3 separate regions of the Mus musculus genome follow, and regions 2 and 3 are each linked to region 1. Evidence: chromatin loops called from intact Hi-C (ENCODE). Cell type or tissue: left cerebral cortex. All regions are shown on one strand.

Region 1 (2,500 bases):
GCCTGGATTGTTCAACTCGGTGTTTTTCAGAATTTAATGAATAGTTCCATTTTTGTCTTCTTAAAAATTAGAATTAAGCAGATATGATGGTACATACCCACAGTCCCCATAATTGTTAGGTGGAGGCAAAAGAGTGAAGGAGAATTGAAGGCCGGCCTGGCTTATGAGAGCATATTCCAACCCAGCCTAGGTTATATAGGAAGACCCTGTGTAAAAACAAAACAAAAGCAATTAGAAGGTTACTGCCAGTCTCTAAGTTCCACTCACTTTCAAACTTCAGCACTTTCTGATCATGTTTATTAATGCTTTTTCCAAAAGCAAACCTCTTCCTCAAGAACAGCAGCCACTTCAAGTTAAACCAGCTCCCTTTCTGAGAAGTCGATTCAAAAAACCAAAACCAAACCTGTCAAGAGCAGCTTTAAAGAGAGCAACCATAGAAGCAGAGCACTGTGTGCCTGGGAAGAAATCCGAAGCCTGCAAAGTGGAGGCCGCCATGCTACAGCAGGACAGTGACCAAGCTGCTCTCTCTCCTCAACATGTGAGTGAGGATTAAGGTGGAGGTTAGGTTTGGGGAGTTTTTCTTGTTATTATGGTTATTAAACCATTGCAAGTTCTTGTAATTTTTACCATGGATGGTGTTCTATGCTTACCGTCATCATTCCATATAGTTTATGTTAACTATCTGGTGTCTGGTAGGCAGGTGTGGGTACATGTGTTCAGGATGGCAGCTAAGATATTTTAGACTCTACTTGACATTTGGTTATGTCACCACAGCCAAGTAATGTAACAGGTTCCTCTCTAGGAAAAATGGGAATAACATCGCTTTATTCCATTCTGTTACTAAGGTAACATGACAAATGAAGTGCTAGGCATGAGTTGAAGGAAATACTTTGTCTCATTAACTGTGTTTATAACAAGTTAAGATTGTATGTTAGAATTTAAACAGAATTAAAATTGAAACGTTAATATTAAAATCAGTGGTTCTTTGTTTCCTTTTTGTCCTTGTAGTCCTAGGAACCTTGCAGATGTTGGGACAGCTTTCTGTCATTGAGCTAGATCCTCGCCTTCTTTTTTTTTGGGGGGGGGAGGGGGGAGTTTCGAGACAGGGTTTCTCTGTGTTAGCCCCGGCTGTCCTGGAACTCACTCTGTAGACCAGGCTGGCCTCGAACTCAGAAATCCACCTGCCTCTGCCTCCCAAGTGCTGGGATTAAAGCTCAGCTTGATCCTCAGCCTTCTTAACTTATAAGCTCTCTCGAGTTTGCCCAGGCTGGTTTGAGCTAACCTAGGGTTTTAAGACAAGCTCTCTCGAGTTTGCCCAGGCTGGTCTGAGCTAACCTAGGGTTTTAAGACAAGCTCTCTCGAGTTTGCCCAGGCTGGTCTGAGCTAACCTGGGGAGACCTTGAACTTGTGTTCTTCCTGCCTCCCAAGCAACTGGGTCACAGCTCTACACGCCCGGCCGCGCTTAAGTGAATGTGTTGTGTTTTTTAACATTTAGTTGTTTTTGTAGGATCTGCCTGCATGTTTGTCTGAACACCAAAGAGGGCATCAGATTTCACTACTATAGATTGTTGTGAGCCACCATGTGGTTGTTGGGAACTCCCGACTTCAGGAAGAGTATCCAGTGCTCTTAACTGTTGAGCCCATCTCTCCAGCCCCAAACTGAATTTATTTTAAAGTACCCTTTACAATTAAAATTCATATTTTGCATTTTAGAATAATTTTCTTGTTTTGTACTTCCTCCAACTTTGTAAAGTTAAGCTACTTTTTCTGTTTTATGTGTATGGGTGTTTAGCCATATGTACAGTACCCACAGAAGCTAGAAAGGGTCCTCAGATCCCCTGGGGTTGGATTTTTACAGGTGGTTGTGAGCCACCACATGCTTGCTGGGAATAGATGCCGAGTCTCTGGAAGAGCAGCCAGTGTACTTAATGGCTGAGCCATCTCACCTGTCTGATAGAAAAACTGCTTTTATGAAATACTTTTTGTTACAAAATCTTTAATTTTAAGAATTATGTCTAGCCGGGCGTTGTGGCACACACCTTTAATTCCAGCACTTGGGAGGCAGAGGCAGGAGGATTTATGAGTTCAAGGCCAGCCTGGTCTACAAAGTGAGTTCTAGGACAGCCAGGGCTACACAGAGAAACCCTGTCTTGAAAAACCAAAAAAAATTAAAAAAATAAAAATTATGTCTGTAGTTCAAAACAAGAGAACCCCATATCCTGTTTCTTTCTCCTCCCTAATTAATGTGGCAATTGTGACTATATACATGTAGATGTATATAAGCGTTACACGCCACAATGCCATCATCCCTTAGCAGCTGATATTTCCATTTCATACAGTATTTTAAACCTCTTTTGGGCTTAGGACAAAGAAGAAACTTCTTAAAGTGGTTATATGCTGGAATATATAAGGTTAAGCTTGGGCGTGGTGCAGCGTGCGCTTTGTAGTTGTAGCTATTCAAGAGGATGAAGCACAAAGTGAGACCCTGTATCTTCATTGT
Region 2 (2,500 bases), 580 kb before region 1:
ATGGAGGCATGACTTTATCCCAGCACTTAAGAGGTCTCTCAGTTCTAGGCCAGATGAGTCTCTGTAGTGCAGGGCAGCTGCAGCTCTGTAGTAGGACCCTGTCTCAAATATTAACAACCACCCCCTCCCCCCAAAAAAGTTGGAATTTAGAGAGAGCTTTAACCCTTAAAAAATGATAATACCAAGTTCAAACTTTTATACTATAGCTTTACAGATAGGCTTATATATTTTAACACTGTCATCTTAGCTTTCATTCTTTACTGATGATGTGGTGTCTAAACTGGGAGTGGCCAAAGCTCCTAAGCATCTTACAATAGGAGCTATGTAGAAGGACAACTTTTATTTTAATGTTAACTATTCCTCCGATTCTCTGGGCTCAGCCAGTGTTGCTGATACATAATCTTTAATCGCTGAGACAGAGGCAGGAGACCTCAGTGAGGTCAAGGCCACCTTGGTTTATATAGTCAGTTACAGGCCAAGTAGGGCTATGTAGTGAGACTCTTATCTCTAAAAACAAATCAAAAAACTCAAACAAAAATTTGAGGCTGGCGAGATGGCTCAGAGGTTAAGAGCACCAACTGCTCTTCCGAAGGTCCCGAGTTCAAATCCCAGCAACCACATGGTGGCTCACAACCATCCATAATGAAATCTGATGCCCTTTTCTGGAGTATCTGAGGACAGCTACAGCGTACTTACATATAATAAATAAATAAATCTTTAAAAAAAATTTAATTCCGGGGCTGGTGAGATGGCTCAGCGGGTAAGAGTACCGTCTGCTCTTCCGAGGGTCCTGAGTTCAAATCCCAGCAACCACATGGTGGCTCACAACCATCTGTAGTGAGACCTGATGCCCTCTTCTGGCACATCTAAAGACAGCTACAGTGTACTTATGTATAATAATAAATCTTTCTTTTAAAAAAAATTAATTCCAGTAATGAAGCTAGTTGGGCACAGATTTAATCACAGGACTCAGGAAGCAGAGGCAGGAGGATCTTTTCTGGGTCGAGGCCAGCTTGATCTACATCGTAAATTCCAGGACAACCAGGGCTACATCATTTCTCGTAAAGCAAAACAAAAATTCAGTAGCGATATCCTAATCTGAAGATGGCATTCCATCTCCATTCCTTCCTCCCATCTTCTGTGACCTTCCCTGAGCCTTGAAGGGGGTGAGAAGAATGTTCTGTTTATAGCTGCACATTCAAGAATCCCTTTAAATCACTTTAACCAGCTATGCGACTCTAGTTCCACTGCATACCGAGGGCTTCTCTAACAAGTTGGTAGCTGTACTAATTTGTGGGTATAAACATAATTATTTAGACTATAATTTGATGGAGATATCATAGCCCTTTAGCAAAACAATAGCTGTAGCTTCTCCATTATGGTCTGTGACTTCCCCTAGCAATGGGCTTTTGGCTCGGTTTATATTCCTTTGTATTATTGTAATAAATGAGTAATACTTTGAATTAGTTGTATTCTTTTCTGTACAGCAGACCACAAATCCAACTATGAAGCAGTTAGTGCCCCTAAAACAGACTCACCGCTATTATCCTAGTGAATACTTTTTGCCTAAGTGGTGTAGCACATAGGGTCCATAACTGAGTAAGACTTGATGACAGTTCTCCCACCACACCCTGCATAGTAACTTCTGCCGTTGTTATGCAAGCTAGCCAGCAGGAAGGAAACTTATCTTGGTTCCTGTGTGATGTGTCTATGGTCTATGACCAAAGCAATTAATAGCTTTTTTATTTTATTTTTTTAAGAATGGGTTTTATTCTTATCTTTATTTTTAGGTCCCCTCAAAGAACAGCAGCAAGTGTGTTTAACTGCTGAGCCATCGCTCCACCCCAATAGCTACATTTTTTTTTTTTTTTCCTGGAATTTGCTCTGTAGACCAGACTGGCCTCAAAGTCATCTGCCTCTGCCTCCCAACTCAATTAACTTCATGTTACTTTCATTGGTGTAGAAGAAAATTACTATTGTCCATTATGATACTACTCTTTGAAATGATATTTTATTTTACATTAAGACCACTTCAAATAATTTTAAGATAGTCCAGTATTGAAAGTTATATCATATATGTGAATTTGTTGTACATTTAATATTAATGTATATGATTTGAAAATAAAGTGATAAATATATTTCCTTTCAGAATCAAACTTCTCTGTAGTTCCATACCAATCTCAGATAGCAGTCTTCAATGACTTTCTATTAAGAGCCACCAAGTACAGCAAACTGCAGATGCTTGGAGACGATCTGACAACTGATAAGAAGATCATTCTGGTGGAAGTAAGGACGACTTCTAAAATCTTGCTAGAGCTGTTGTGTGAACAACTGTGAGATGCAGGAATAGTGGTAGTCTTTTGATAGCAGAGACCTGAAGACTCTTTGAGTAAACATAAACAGAATAGCATAGATAAAGTAGATATGCTGTATGCTAGCATAATTCTCAGCTGCAACACCATCTATATAGAAAAGCAAATGAAGTCTGTGGGAAGTTAAC
Region 3 (2,500 bases), 650 kb before region 1:
CACTCCCCTACCCACCCACTCCCCCTTTTTGGCCCTGGCGTTCCCCTGTACTGGGGCATACAAAGTTTGCGTGTCCAATGGGCCTCTCTTTCCAGTGATGGCCGACTAGGCCATCTTTTGATACATATGCAGCTAGAGTCAAGAGCTCCGGGGTACTGGTTAGTTCATAATGTTGTTCCACCTATAGGGTTGCAGATCCCTTTAGCTCCTTGGGTTCTTTCTCTAGCTCCTCCATTGGGAAGATTTTCTTTCCTACATACAGTACAGGCATGTAAAGCATTCCTTTTGAGCTGAGCATGGTCGTACATGGCTGTAACCCCAGCACTCAGAAACAAGTAGGAGGATTGCTACAAGTACTTGCCAAGTTACAAACCAACCAGGGCCACACAGTTAGACCTGTCTCAAAATAAAAACAAAAGAATAAAACTTTACTTTGGGTTCCTTGTCTTTGAAAAGGCATTGAAGACCAAGTACTTCAGTAACCGCCCCGGGCCAACACCTGGATGCCAGCTCCCGCGACCAAACTGTCCGGTGGAGGCATTAAAGGAACCGGCGAATCCAACCGTGGCAACAAAGCGGAAAAGAGCAGAGGCCTTAGAACAAGGTAAAGATCTCCATTGATAAAAACAAACAGAAATGAAATGACTTCAGAAAGCTCTAAATAGCTCATACATAGCTAGCAACTGGAAGCCAGTTAAGAAAGTGGAGCTGTTTAAACCCTATGAACTAGAATGCTCCTGTCTCCCTTAGCTGAGGACACTTGAGGCTCTTTTGAGTATGCCTGAGAGTCCTAAGAGCTGTCCATGTGTGCCTTCTACCCTGCACCCCCAACAAGTCGTTTATTTTTTTCCAAATAAACTTTTGTGAATGAATGTGTGTCATATAGATGTGGAGGCCAGAAGAGGGCTTCAGACCCCTGCTGCCGGCACTCAGGTGGCTGTCAGGGACATTCGTCTAGGGACCAAACTTGTCTTCTCTGCAAGAGCAGAAGTCTCTTCATCACTGAGCCAACTTTTCCCCCCTTGGATATACGGTCTCACTGTGTATCCCTGACTCGCCTGGAACGCAGTAGTTAGATGAATCTGGCCTTTTTGAACTTTGCCTCTTGAATGCTAGAATTAAGTACATGTTCAGCACACCCAGATGGCTTTGTTTTTAACTGTATTATTTTGAAATTTTTTGTTACTTTTATGTGTATGAATATTTTATTTGCATGTATGTCTGTACCACATGTGTGCAGTCTCTGTGAAGGCCAGAAGAGGGCATCAGATTCCTGGGACTGGAGTTACAGATGCTTCATGCTGCTGTGTGGCTGTTGGCAGTTGAGCCCAGGTCCTCTGGGAGAGCAGTGAGTGCTCTTAACTGCCAAGCCAGCTCTCCTGCCCTCTGCCCAGCGGTTCTTACTCTGTGTTAATGGTTAGCAATGCCTGTAAGTTAGATAATGCTCTGGAGTACAGTGAGTGAACAACCTTTCTGTTTTACTTTCAGGAATATTGCCCAAGAAGCTCATTTTTTAGTTGCAGCGAACAATGGACAGTTTCACTGCTGAAATAAATGATCCAAAGGCAAATAATGGAAAAAATAGTGAATATTAAATGCTATAAGAGAGAACTTGTAAATATTCTACAGATGTAAAATATGTAAAACTACGGGTTATTTTTATTAAATGTATTTTACAATAAATATTTGTGATTTATGATTAGAGTACAAGGATAACTGCAGTCTCTAAAATGTAATTGACAGTGCATTGGGAGAGGCTTGGCATGCGATTCCTGGTTATTCTGCAGCTCTGGGTGATCTGCCACTTTAAGATCATTAGGTATAGTATTGAAAACAGAAAACAATACTGTTAGCAGTTTTGCAAGAGCTTTAGCCTACTTACTACCCAGAGTAAGCCCTGAAAAGATGGCCCTGACGCCTCCCTGATGTCCTGTCATCTCGAACTCACTACGCTCCTCCTGCACGCACAGCCAGGACCTTGGCACTGCTCATCCCATTCCTTTGACCCTCCCCCAAGGAAGAGGCCTCGGGGAGATTTGTGTTTGTCTTCCATGGTTTTGTACTGCTATCTTCAAAGAGTTCCATCTCACCTTATGGCAGCCTATGCCTTTGATCCTAGCATGTATGGAAGTGGATCTCTAAGTTTGAGGACAGCCTGGTCTACATAGTGAGCTCCAGGCCAGCCAGAGCTACGCAGTAAGGTCCTCTCTCAAAAAGCATAAATAAACAAAATAATCCTACTATAGCTCATACTATTGCTTTCTGTTTTTTACTTAGAAACTTTCTTTCCATATTAATAGATCTAAATTGAGTTGATTTAATTACCATATGATAATATAGTACATAAATAGTGTAATTTACCTGTGCTTTGTTTATGGACTATTATTTTTTTATTGCTGTATAAATTTTATCATGAACATGGCACGAATCGCCAGGCATAGTGGTGGTTTGTCCCTGTCCAAACTCGGGAGGTAGAGGCAGTTGGATCTCTCTGAATTCA

What was found. Hi-C counts contacts between places; a loop is a spot of excess contacts. Peaks named below come from ENCODE experiments on the same cell type or tissue, not always from the same donor. Only the 100,000 strongest peaks of a DNase experiment are listed, where the experiment ranks them.
Region 2: it touches region 1 in a loop (4-fold over the local background); 8 of 42 quality-filtered maps call a loop at or near these places.
Region 3: a loop joins it to region 1, with 2.7 times the contacts of the local background. A loop is called at or near these places in 2 of 42 quality-filtered maps.

The regions. Positions count from the first base shown.
Region 1 is chr13:100,056,764-100,059,263 of GRCm38, reverse strand. It overlaps Bdp1 (B double prime 1, subunit of RNA polymerase III transcription initiation factor IIIB), which reads left to right. Exons shown (of 39, transcript NM_001081061.1): 19 at 319-538. Among named protein-coding and RNA genes, the nearest start is that of Mccc2, 42 kb to the right of the region's middle. In left cerebral cortex, no CTCF peak of the experiment used is centred here; a DNase peak (open chromatin) is centred at 1,365.
Region 2 is chr13:100,633,649-100,636,148 of GRCm38, reverse strand. Rad17 (RAD17 checkpoint clamp loader component) reads left to right here. Exons shown (of 17, transcript NM_001044371.2): 6 at 2,150-2,286. Among named protein-coding and RNA genes, the nearest start is that of Rad17, 16 kb to the left of the region's middle. In left cerebral cortex, no CTCF peak of the experiment used is centred here; no DNase peak of the experiment used is centred here.
Region 3 is chr13:100,702,495-100,704,994 of GRCm38, reverse strand. It overlaps Cdk7 (cyclin-dependent kinase 7), which reads left to right. Exons shown (of 12, transcript NM_009874.3): 11 at 457-604; 12 at 1,489-2,500. The coding sequence ends at 1,517. Among named protein-coding and RNA genes, the nearest start is that of Cdk7, 27 kb to the left of the region's middle. In left cerebral cortex, a CTCF peak has its summit at 1,250 (motif pointing right); no DNase peak of the experiment used is centred here.